2 separate regions of the Homo sapiens genome follow, and region 2 is linked to region 1. A link is a contact called in ENCODE Hi-C or POLR2A ChIA-PET data. All regions are on one chromosome and are shown on one strand. The core of a region is the stretch at or near the end of the contact, and the rest is flanking DNA. Distances in the headings are between cores, read along the strand shown. Region 1 overlaps MGA (MAX dimerization protein MGA). Region 2 overlaps EHD4 (EH domain containing 4).

Region 1 (4,788 bases), core at 1,583-4,082:
TGTTGCATGTTTCATTGCTGGAGCCCAAACCACAAATACAACTCTTTTTATACTATTTTATAATACCTGAGTCATTTGTGGTTGATGCCTGGAGACTAGAAGATTCTTCTGTTGTCCCATCAACTGCATGAATGTCTAGAGCTTCCTATACATCAAAAAAAAAAAAAAATAGTAGTTCATATTGCTTCTGAAAACTTAAATGTAAAACAGGATTAAAAAAAACTTAAAGACCAGAAGGAAAATATCTCCATGCCTACAGTTACGCTAACATTGGCAGAACAGGAGCAATTTTTTCATACTTTTTGATATTTTCTAAGTGTTCTACATTAATATTACTTTAATAATCAGAAGGGGAAAAGGGGGAAGTAAAAAAATGTGAATACGATGTCATACTGAGCTAACTGACCTCAAAGTATACGCCAATTTGCATGTTCACTTCTCAGAGCCTATATTCAGATAGCTTACTCAGCTAACAAGAAGGGAGGAAAAGAACAGGTAGAAGGGATTAAATATCCAACATCTGTGTAGTCAATTAAGAAAGACAGCCTGGCACAGTGGCTCACGCCTATAATCCCAGCACTTTGGGAGGCCGAGGCAGGTGGATCACAAGGTCAGGAGATTGAGACCATCCTGGCCACATGGTGAAACCCTGTCTCTACTAAAATAAAAAAAATAGCTGGGCATGGTGATGCACACCTGTAGTCCCAGCTACTCGGGAGGCTGAGGCAGGGGAACTGCTTGAACCCGGGAAACAGAGGTTGCAGTGAGCCAAGATTGTGCCACTGCACTCCAGCTGGTGACAGAGCAAGATTCCGTCTCAAAAAAAAAAAAAAAAAGAGGCCAGGGGCAGTGGCTCACGCTTGTAATTCCAGCACTTTGGGAGGCTGAGGCAGGAGGATCACGAGGCCAGGAGATCGAGACCATCCTGGCTAATATGGTGAAACCCCGTCTCTACTAAAAATACAAAAAAAATTAGCCGGGCATGGTGGCGAGCACCTGTAGTCCCAGCTACTCGGGAGTCTGAGGCAGGGGAATGGCAAGAACACAGGAGGCGGAGTTTGCAGTGAGCCAAGATTGCGCTACTGCACTCCAGCATGAGCCACAGACCGAGACTCCATCTCAAAAAATAAATAAAAAAAGACTGGGCTTCTATAAAAATTTCCAAGAAAAATAATCTGGTTGAAGAGTCAGAGTGGAATAAACAGAGACTTCAATGTGTAAGACAGGAGAGTTAAGATGACTGTTAATATTTGGTTCTCCAATGGTACTCTACTACTACTACTGAAAACCAGGGCCAGGAGCGGTGGCTCATGCATGTAATCCCAGCACTTTGGGAGGCTGAAGCAGGCAGACTGCTGGAGGCCAGAAGTTAGAAATTAGCTGGCCAACATTGCAAAACCCCGTCTCTACCAAAATTACAAAAATTAGCTGGGTGTGGTGGCACACGCCTGTAATCCCAGCTACTCGTGAGGCTGGGGCACGAGAATGGCTTGAACTCGGGAGACGGAGATTGCAGTGAGCTGAGATCGTGCCACTGAACTCCAGCCTGGGCAACAGAGCAAGACTCTGTCTCAAAAAAAAAAAAAAAAGAAAAGAAAAATAAAAGAAAACCAGGAGGTAAAAGAAATGGAGCGTCACCAAAGAGTTAGTAAATATTTCATGTATTTTTAGTCCTTTCCAAAATCCATAATGATGAAAATTCCAGTAAGACCCGAAGACTTTTTTTAAACACAGCTATGCAAAAATCGTAAACTGAAATCTAAGCAAGACATACTTTTTTAAGTCTATTCAAATGAAGTATCTTAAGTTATTCCTATTAACTAAACCAAACATTTTGGAGACACTTCCCTCCCAACTCCACCCCCCATACACCCTCACAAATAGATATCACAAAACTAGATTGTAAATCGAGTTACTTACAAGCCAGTATACAATTCAAGTATGACTAATTAGCCTTAAAGAATCCTGAAAATTACAATCTTACCTTTGATTCAAAGGAAACAAAGAGAACACCATCCACATCTTCCAGATCAGGCTTCACATCTGGAAAGGTACTCCCAGGGCTTACAGGTGTATTCTTTGTAGAAATTAAAGACTTTCCTGTGTTCTTAGGTGGTCGTCCTGCCTTACAGAGTTTCAATTTTCGTGGCCTTCCTCTTTTTCCAGGGACATTTGGAGAGGCATTCTGATTAGCATTCACTACCTTTGCGGCTGTTGCAATCTTAAGCATAGTTGTTCTCTTTCTGCCCAAGTCCTCTTTTCCTGAAAGTGAGTCTCCAACTGAATCCTTTGAATCGTCGAGTATTCTTTCTGTGCTAATGCTGTCAGATATATCAGGATATTTCCACTGAGGCTCTTTCAGTAAGGGATATTTTTGTACCACTCTGAGATCTGGTGAATGTTTTCTAAGACCATTTTCTGATTCCTTGCCTAAGCAGAAGGCAGTCTCATTGGAATTTTCAATGTATGTAGGCAAATATTCCAATTCTGCCAACATAGAAGATTTATCCTTTCGAGATGTGGAAAGCATGTTATCGGGGAGTTCAGAAATCTTAACTGTGCTTCTGGTGACAGCACAGGGCTCCAGATAGACTACTGGCATCTTTCCAGTGTCTAATTTGAACATTTTAGCTTTAGCAACACCTGATGGGCTGCTTGGAAGCCATTTAGAAGATAGATGGTCAGCTTCTGGGTTGTCAACTTTATTGTGCCTCTTTAGCTGTTTCTCTAGTATAGGATCATCATCACTGTTTGAGTATACATCCGTCTCTTCATCTGTCTCTTCCTGTTTCACAGTGACCCCTTCTGGGCACTCACCAAGTTCGTAGTCATAATCATCTAGAGGTTCCTCTTTAATAACAACATTGAAGCTTCCGTTCTGGTCTAACGGTGAGGCTACACGGGAGTCATCTTCAAAACTGCTGGCAATAAGACTGGAGAGAGAGAGGAGAAAGGGATTTTAAAAGTACAAAATGATCCATTAACAAGACTTGAAGAGAAAAAAAAAAAAAGATGTTAGGAATCCAAGTAACACATCAGATTTCCTGAGCCATTCCTCAAAAACACTCAAAAACTCTAAAAATCCACACGGTGATTAACAACCCTGTAAAGCGAACACACATCCATCACAACTAAGAATTGCAACACAAACCGGAAAGGGCCATTAAACTGCCAGCTGATATTTTCCTGTATGTTTTGAGATTAAATTCACATAACATAAAACATAATATTGCAGCAATTTTAGAGTATACAATTCATTGGTTTTTAGTATAGTCATGATGTTGCCAGATGATTTTCCAACTTTAAAATTGAAAAACTCACTTTCAATATAAAGAATTCACCACTAATTCTTCCAAAATAAAAGATAGGGAGTTAAAGGCAAATACGTATGACCCAGATATATTGTGTATAATTCATCCAAAAACAACATAAACATCTAGTTTCCCCCTCCTCCCAATCATCCATTGAAAGCCTAAGAACTGTACCAATGTATCTTGAGAATATGGTAGAAATAAAAAATTGGGCAGGAGCGATGGCTCACGCCTGTAATCCCACTACTTTGGGAGGCTGAGGCAGGCGGATCACAAGGTCAAGAGATTGAGACCATTCTGGCCAACATGGTGAAACCCCATCTCTACTAAAAATACAAAAATTAGCTCAGCGTGGTAGCACATGCCAGTAGTCCCAGCTACTCAAGAGGCTGAGGCAGAATAATCGCTTGAACCCGGGAGGCGGAGGTTGCAGAGAGCCGAGATTGTGCCACTGCCTCCAGCCTGGCGACAGAGCAAGACCCTGTGTCAAAAAAGAAAAAAAAAAAAAAGATTCCACATAAAGTAATGACGAATTAAAATTCTCAGACTCAGAAATTCTAAAACTGCACCTCTCATTTCCCCCCACCTCAAAATATCCATACAAGTCAACACGTTAGCAGCACAGGAAAGCAGGATGAAAACTGCTTTGAGAAAAACTATACACACCACTATATATATTCACTAACAAATAACATGTAACAAAGGATTGTGGGCATTTTTTTTTAAATAGTTCAAAGCCTATGACTGAAAACAGCATTTATAGCCAGGCATGGTGGCACACGCCTGTAGTACCAGCTATTCAGAAGACTGAGGTGCCAGGACTGCTTGTGCCCAGGAGTTCGAGGCTGCAGTGAGCTACAATTGCACCACTGAATTAAACCCTGGAGCCGGGCGCAGTGGCTCACGCCTGTAATCCCAGTGCTTTGGGAGGCCGAGGCAGGTGGATCACGAGGTCAGGAGATCAAGACCATCCTGGCTAACACGGTGCTAAAAATACAAAAAATCAGCTGGGCGTGGTGGCGGGCGCCTGTAGTCCCAGCTACTCGGGAGGCTGAGGCAGGAGAATGGTGTGAACCTGGGAGGCGGAGCTTGCAGTGAGCCGAGATCGTGCCACTGCACTCCAGCCTGGGCAACTGAGCAAGACTCCGTCTCAAAAAAAAAAAAGAAAAAAAGCCTGGGCAACAGAGCAGGATGCCTCCTCTAAAATAAATAAACAAAAAATTTAAAATTTCAAAAATAAGAAAACAGCATTTACACAACTAAAATATTTTCTTCTGATCAGTCACTTTTTTTTTCCCTGAGATGGGGTCTTGCTCTGTCACCCAGGCTGGAGTACAGTGGCAACCTCCACCTCCAAGGTTCAAACAATTCTCCTGCCTTGGCCTCCCGAACAGCTGTGATTATAGGCATGCACCAACACGCCCGGCTAATTTTTGTATTTTTAGTAGAGATAGGGTTTTACCATGTTGGCCAGGCT
Region 2 (5,326 bases), core at 1,757-4,256, 230 kb before region 1:
ATTCCTGTTACACAGCCTCAATCCCTGTTGCTAGAGGTGGTAAAGCTTCTCTCCCTCCTAATCACTGTGCACCAGTGGGGAACCCCCAGCCTAGAAGGTGGGAGGGAAAGATTATAAATGCAGGATTCTAGGTGGAAGAGAGGCAGTGGCAATCCATGCCGAGAAACACTGGCCGGGCACGTTTCTCCCTGTCCCTGGCTCTTTCCCTTGCCAGCTGGGCAACCTGGGCGAGTTACTTCACCTCTTTGAGCTTCATTTTCCCCTGCTCTAAAACAGGGGAAGGTACTTTCTCTCGTACAGTGGGATCTTACGAGAATCTGAATGATCTGTGTTCATACCTAAGTGCTCCATAGATATCAGCCGTTCCTGTTATCTATGAAGCTCAGAGTGAGAGGGAAACAGCAAAAGGTCCTCCCCAGGATACACGTGTGGCTTGAATTCAGGTTTCATGTACCTGTGCCCGGCAGGCAGGCAGGCATCTCGACCATCCAAACAAGCCTGTGGTTGGGGAAACGCTGAAAATAACAAGGCTTTCAGGGAGCATCTGTATTTTCCTTAGAAAGACAGAGGGAGGTGGGGAGATGCAGGCACACTCCTGTGGGCCCTGGAGGAGGCTGACCTGAGCTTGAATCCCAGCATGGGGCCCTGTGAGCCTCTTTCCGCTTTTATAAAGTGAGGGAATTTTCCTTCCCAGGGTTGTTTTGAAGATAACATGTGTAAACCATTTAACATGGATCATGATTAATAACTGGTGATAGGGGCGGTCATGATTCATTTTATAGAACTGGGGTGGTCCCAGAATAGACGGACCCAGCTCAGAGGGCCCTCTCGGCCAAGCGCTCAGCATTTCCCAGGGGAGGGCAGAGGATGGCCGAGTCCTGGGACTCAGACAAGGGCCTTGCTCTTCCAGAGATCCAAAGCAGGGGCGGTGAGGGTGCGTGAAGTATTTGGGCCTGACCGTAGAGCTATGGAAAGCCACGAGAGTGCAGACAAGGGCTGGAGGTGGGAAACCTGCTGAAGAGAATGACCCGGGAGCAGTGTTCCCGGGTGTGGCTGAGGGGCCCGGCTTCTGGCACTCCTCCAATTCTTTTTGCCATAATCCTCTTTCTTGTATCTAGGGATATTTCTCACACATGCCCTGATGCAGTTTCCTCAAGAAACCTCCATTCACCTGTAATCTTAGTCTCTTTCTCAAAATTGCCTCCTGTTGGAATCCAAATCGAGATGCAAAGCACAAATCAGACCATGTATGCAGCGTTTCACCTTTCTGAAGCACCCTGCGGTGGGTAGGTGTGTATGTGCTTGGGACAAAAGGCTACAAAAAGATAGTGAAGAATGTCTGTACCACCCATATCCCCCAGTTCCTCTCCCAGAGCAGACCCTGCCTGCAGACCCTGGGGCTTCTCCCAGCTCACCCGCCCACTCACGTGGAGCCCTGGCGGGATTCGCTCCACTGCCCTGTGTCTTGATTTTCCCACTTATAGTAAATCTTGGAGCTTGTCCATGTCTGTACTTCGGAGCTGCCTCCCGCAGTCCATCATATAGATAGACCAGAATTAATAGGTGCCATCCTTTTGGTGGGTGACATTCAGGCTGTTCCTAATCTTTTGCCGTTACAAACAGTGCCACAGTGGATTTACACAGTTTAGCATGTACGGTGCAAGTGTATACAGTTGGCACGATAACGTGCAAATATATCTTGAAAATTGCTGAAAAGGGAGGAGCTTAAAAAAAAAAAGAAATTGCTGGCTGGGCGCGGCGGCTCACACCTGTAATCCCAGCACTTTGGGAGGCTGAGGTGGGCGGATCACGAGGTCAGGAGTTGGAGACCAGCCTGACCAACATGGTGAAACCCTGTCTCTACTAAAAATACAAAAATTAGCCAGGCGTGGTGGCGTGCGCCTGTAATCCCAGCTACTCAGGAGGCTGAGGCAGGAGAATCACTTGAACCTGGGAGGTGGAGGTTGCAGTGAGCTGAGATTGCGCCACTGCATTCCAGCCTGGGTGACAGAGCTAGACTCCGTCTCAAAAAAAAAAAAAAGAAATTGCTGAGTAGATTTTAAGTGTTCTTACCACAACAAAACAAGTATGTGAAGTAATGCATATGCTAATTGCACTGTCAATTTAGCCATTTCACATTGAATGCATATTTAATTTTGTTTTATTTTAATTTAATTTTACTTTATTTTATGTTTTATTTTATTTTGAGACAGGATCTCGAAGCTCCGTCACCCAGGCTGAAGTGCAGTGGCACGATCACAGCTCACTGCAGCCTTGACCTCCTGGGTTCAAGTGATCCTGCCACCTCAGCCTCCTGAGTAGCTGGGACTGTAGGCATGCACCACCATGCCCAGCTAATGTTTTGCATTTTTTGTAGAGATGGGGTTTCACCTTGTTGCCCAGGCTGGTCTCAAACTCCTAGGCTCAAGTGATTCACCTGCCTCAGCCTCCCAAAGTGGTGGGATTGCAGGCATGAGCCACTGCACCCAGCCTCAGTGTATACATATTTCAAAACAACATGTTGGACATGATAAATATATACAATTTTTCTTTATCAATGTAAAAAAATAAATGAAATAGAGACTAATCCAAAAAATGTGCAGATGTAACTCTAAGATGCATTCCTAGAGGTGGAATTTTGGAATCAAAAGGAGCGGCGGTCTTTTTATTATGTTAGCTGGTGCCAAAAATGCCACTGTAGAAGGCATGCCTGTTTACATGCCCACCATCTCATTATGATTCTAATTTTCATTCCTCATGGTTAGTGTGGTTGAGCATCTTTTCATGTATACCTTTTTAAAGTATTTCCTTTTCTGGAGGTATTTGACTGTTTTGAAATACTGTTGGTAACTACATGGGCTACTTTTAGCAAAATCAGTGAGTCATTTTTTTATAAGGAGCCCCGTGTGGATTCCCATGGTTCCCACTGACTGGGTCTTTCTTTCCATCTGTGACATAAGCCCAGAAATAACTGTCTCTGAGTAATAGTTTGGCTTGAGGAGCTGGTTAGCTGATAACTTAATTGCTAGAGCTGGTCTGCAGTGCCAGCTGTTGTCCACAGGCATGCAGGACACTTGTGCAATGCCAAGATGTTTGAAAAGAGGAACAGGGCAGGGCGAGGGGTGGGGTCTTCAGGTCAGAAGTTGCTTTCTAGCCCTTTATGACCCCAGTTGTCATCCCGTTGGTTTAACATTTCTCTTTAGAAAACTGTAGCCTGAAGAAACATTACCTTTGCCCTTCTGAACCACAGAATGACAAGATGCATTGTCACGGTCAAAGCCTTGCTTATAAATGTTTGACCTCATCACATTTGGGTGGAGTCTGTTGGCATTTTGCCTCAAGAAAATTCAGTGCAAGTAATGTTTGCCACGCCAACTCCGTCTGATTTATAGACATATTGTATGAGACTTTCTAGCCTGACTTATACACAAAGCCCACTTGAAAAATGAGGAATGGACAATTTCCATGTGCGTGACACGGGATTCCTGGATCTGTTCATCCTAATATATAATAATATCAGAAGGTTAGATGGGGTGACTTCTTAAGCATCCTTGGAAGTCATACATTCCACAACCCTTCCTCAGATAGTTTCTTTCAGTATAGAGTTGTTTGGAATTGGATGACAATAAGTTAAACTTTGGGGCAACTAATTACACCTATAGAAACATTCAAGGACCTTCAAATTGGCCCAAATGCTATATAGCACATGAATCCAGTAGAAGGGATGTAATAAAATGAAACTTACTGTTTGATAATTGTGTCATTTAGAGTTGTTCATTCAGTATTCCTGTAGCCATCTGAAGGGTCTACTGTAGCCATCTGAAGGGTCATCTTAGGCTGGCACTGTAACTAGTTCGTGTCTGTACTATACAGACGCTGAGCTAAATCGATTTTCCTGGGAATCTGGCTTTTTATTTCAAAGAAGCTTACTGTTTGGAACCACCCTATATAGCTAAAATTTAAGATCTAGAAAGAATCCTTTTTGATCATCTGACTCACAGGTATAGAAACTGAGGCCCAGCAGAATGAAATTGTTAAGCCAGGCTCCAGGACTTACAGGATTTTCTTGGTAGGTTTTTTTACCAACTTCCCTCTCCAGCAAAGAGCCTAAAATGACTGATAATACCATGTTGCTGTCTTTCTCCAGGGCTCAGCCTTCTTTAAATGGGCCTGCTTCTTCATCTGGTATTTAATCTGAGATGGAAAGTGAGATGCGAAACCCAATTTTCCCTTTCACTTGGTCACATGCCCAGAAGCAGCAGCGTTCAGTGGGCCGAGTACTGGCGTGGAACCTTCCTCTGTTCCCATGTCTGTGGCGTGGCACGAACCTGTGATGTGGGGCTCTCCCGCCCTTGCCCTGGAGGGGCCTTCAGGGACATGTGGCTCACCCATCTGTTATTGTCACATATCCCCCAGAGGAAGGAGGGACAGGCTGTGAGGTTAGCTTGTTTATTTTATGAGGAAACAGGCACAGAAAAATTAATTTACAGAGTCTTGGACAAAATCCCAAAGGAAGGAGGAGTGGGAAGAGCAGAGAGCGGATAAACAGCACAACGCCATCCCTGGACACGCCTAGTTCTTGCTTTTATTTAAATTTTGGTAGGTTCTGTGGCCACACCCACTTTAGGCTAGGTACTGGGAGACAACCTCTGGGGTTTTCTGGTAACCAGTTACATTCTCCAAGAGGTGGCCATTACCAGCTGAAAGGTTCGAGGTGAACTCACATCCAGCCTCTCCAAAAGGAGCTTGGGAACCTGTGTTCCCTCCGGGCAGTCTCCCAGACCGGGTTTGGTATCAGCCCCTCCCTGCCACTGCCCTGCATCTGGTCAGCTGGGGAAAAGGGGGCAGGGAGGAGAGAAGGCCAGTGGAGCAGAGCCATTCATTCTGTGGCTTATTTTGTCATCAGCAGGTCCCATTGCTCCCGCTGATTGGGGACTGCCTCTTCCTCGGGGGTGTAGTTGCTGAGATACTGCTTCCCCCTCAGGGTGGTGCTCGGCACACCCACCATAGCCTCTGGCAGGGAAATGCTGGAATCCAGACCTTCACCAGAAGCACCATTGTAGAAGAAAAAGAACAACCTCCTCAATAATAATGCAAGTGGGCCAATAATTTTTACAATATGCATATTTGTTTTCTTGATATAAAAATAATATATATTCATTGTAGAACACTTAGGAAACCACAAATCAAAAAGGAGAAAATAAAGTACACTCACCTCTGATTCTACCATCCTGGTACACATATGGTGCAGCGCAGCGGGTGAAAGCACAGGCTCTAGGATCCGAGTCCCTGGGTTTGAATCCGGGCTCCCCTGAGAAACAGCTGT

What was found. A loop is a pair of places that touch in the nucleus more often than their neighbours do. ChIA-PET counts read pairs that join two places held with the same protein, here RNA polymerase II (POLR2A). Pooled maps may share reads with other maps.
Region 2: a loop to region 1 is called in a map of CD8-positive, alpha-beta T cell, with 2.1 times the contacts of the local background. The contact joins two enhancer-like sites. A Hi-C loop is called at or near these places in 1 of 168 maps with a recorded cell type or tissue (CD8-positive, alpha-beta T cell) and 9 of 50 pooled maps. POLR2A ChIA-PET finds 5 or more read pairs at or near these places in 3 of 52 experiments (CD4-positive, alpha-beta T cell, activated CD4-positive, alpha-beta memory T cell and activated T-cell).

What each region holds. Positions count from the first base shown.
Region 1 is chr15:41,694,220-41,699,007 of GRCh38, reverse strand. It overlaps MGA (MAX dimerization protein MGA), which reads right to left. Exons shown (of 24, transcript NM_001400225.1): 3 at 1,985-2,933; 4 at 67-145. Among named protein-coding and RNA genes, the nearest start is that of MIR626, 5.0 kb to the right of the region's middle. Within about 2 kb of position 2,832, at least 7 of the 41 ENCODE cell types and tissues checked have a DNase peak (open chromatin) inside an H3K27ac peak, as active enhancers do.
Region 2 is chr15:41,928,396-41,933,721 of GRCh38, reverse strand. All of the region lies in intron 3 of EHD4 (EH domain containing 4), which reads left to right. EHD4-AS1 (EHD4 antisense RNA 1) reads right to left here. Exons shown (of 4, transcript NR_120332.1): 3 at 5,216-5,326; 4 at 4,436-5,040. Among named protein-coding and RNA genes, the nearest start is that of EHD4-AS1, 9.6 kb to the right of the region's middle. RefSeq lists enhancers at 4,113-4,242, 4,263-4,342, 4,305-4,808. Within about 2 kb of position 3,006, at least 23 of the 41 ENCODE cell types and tissues checked have a DNase peak (open chromatin) inside an H3K27ac peak, as active enhancers do.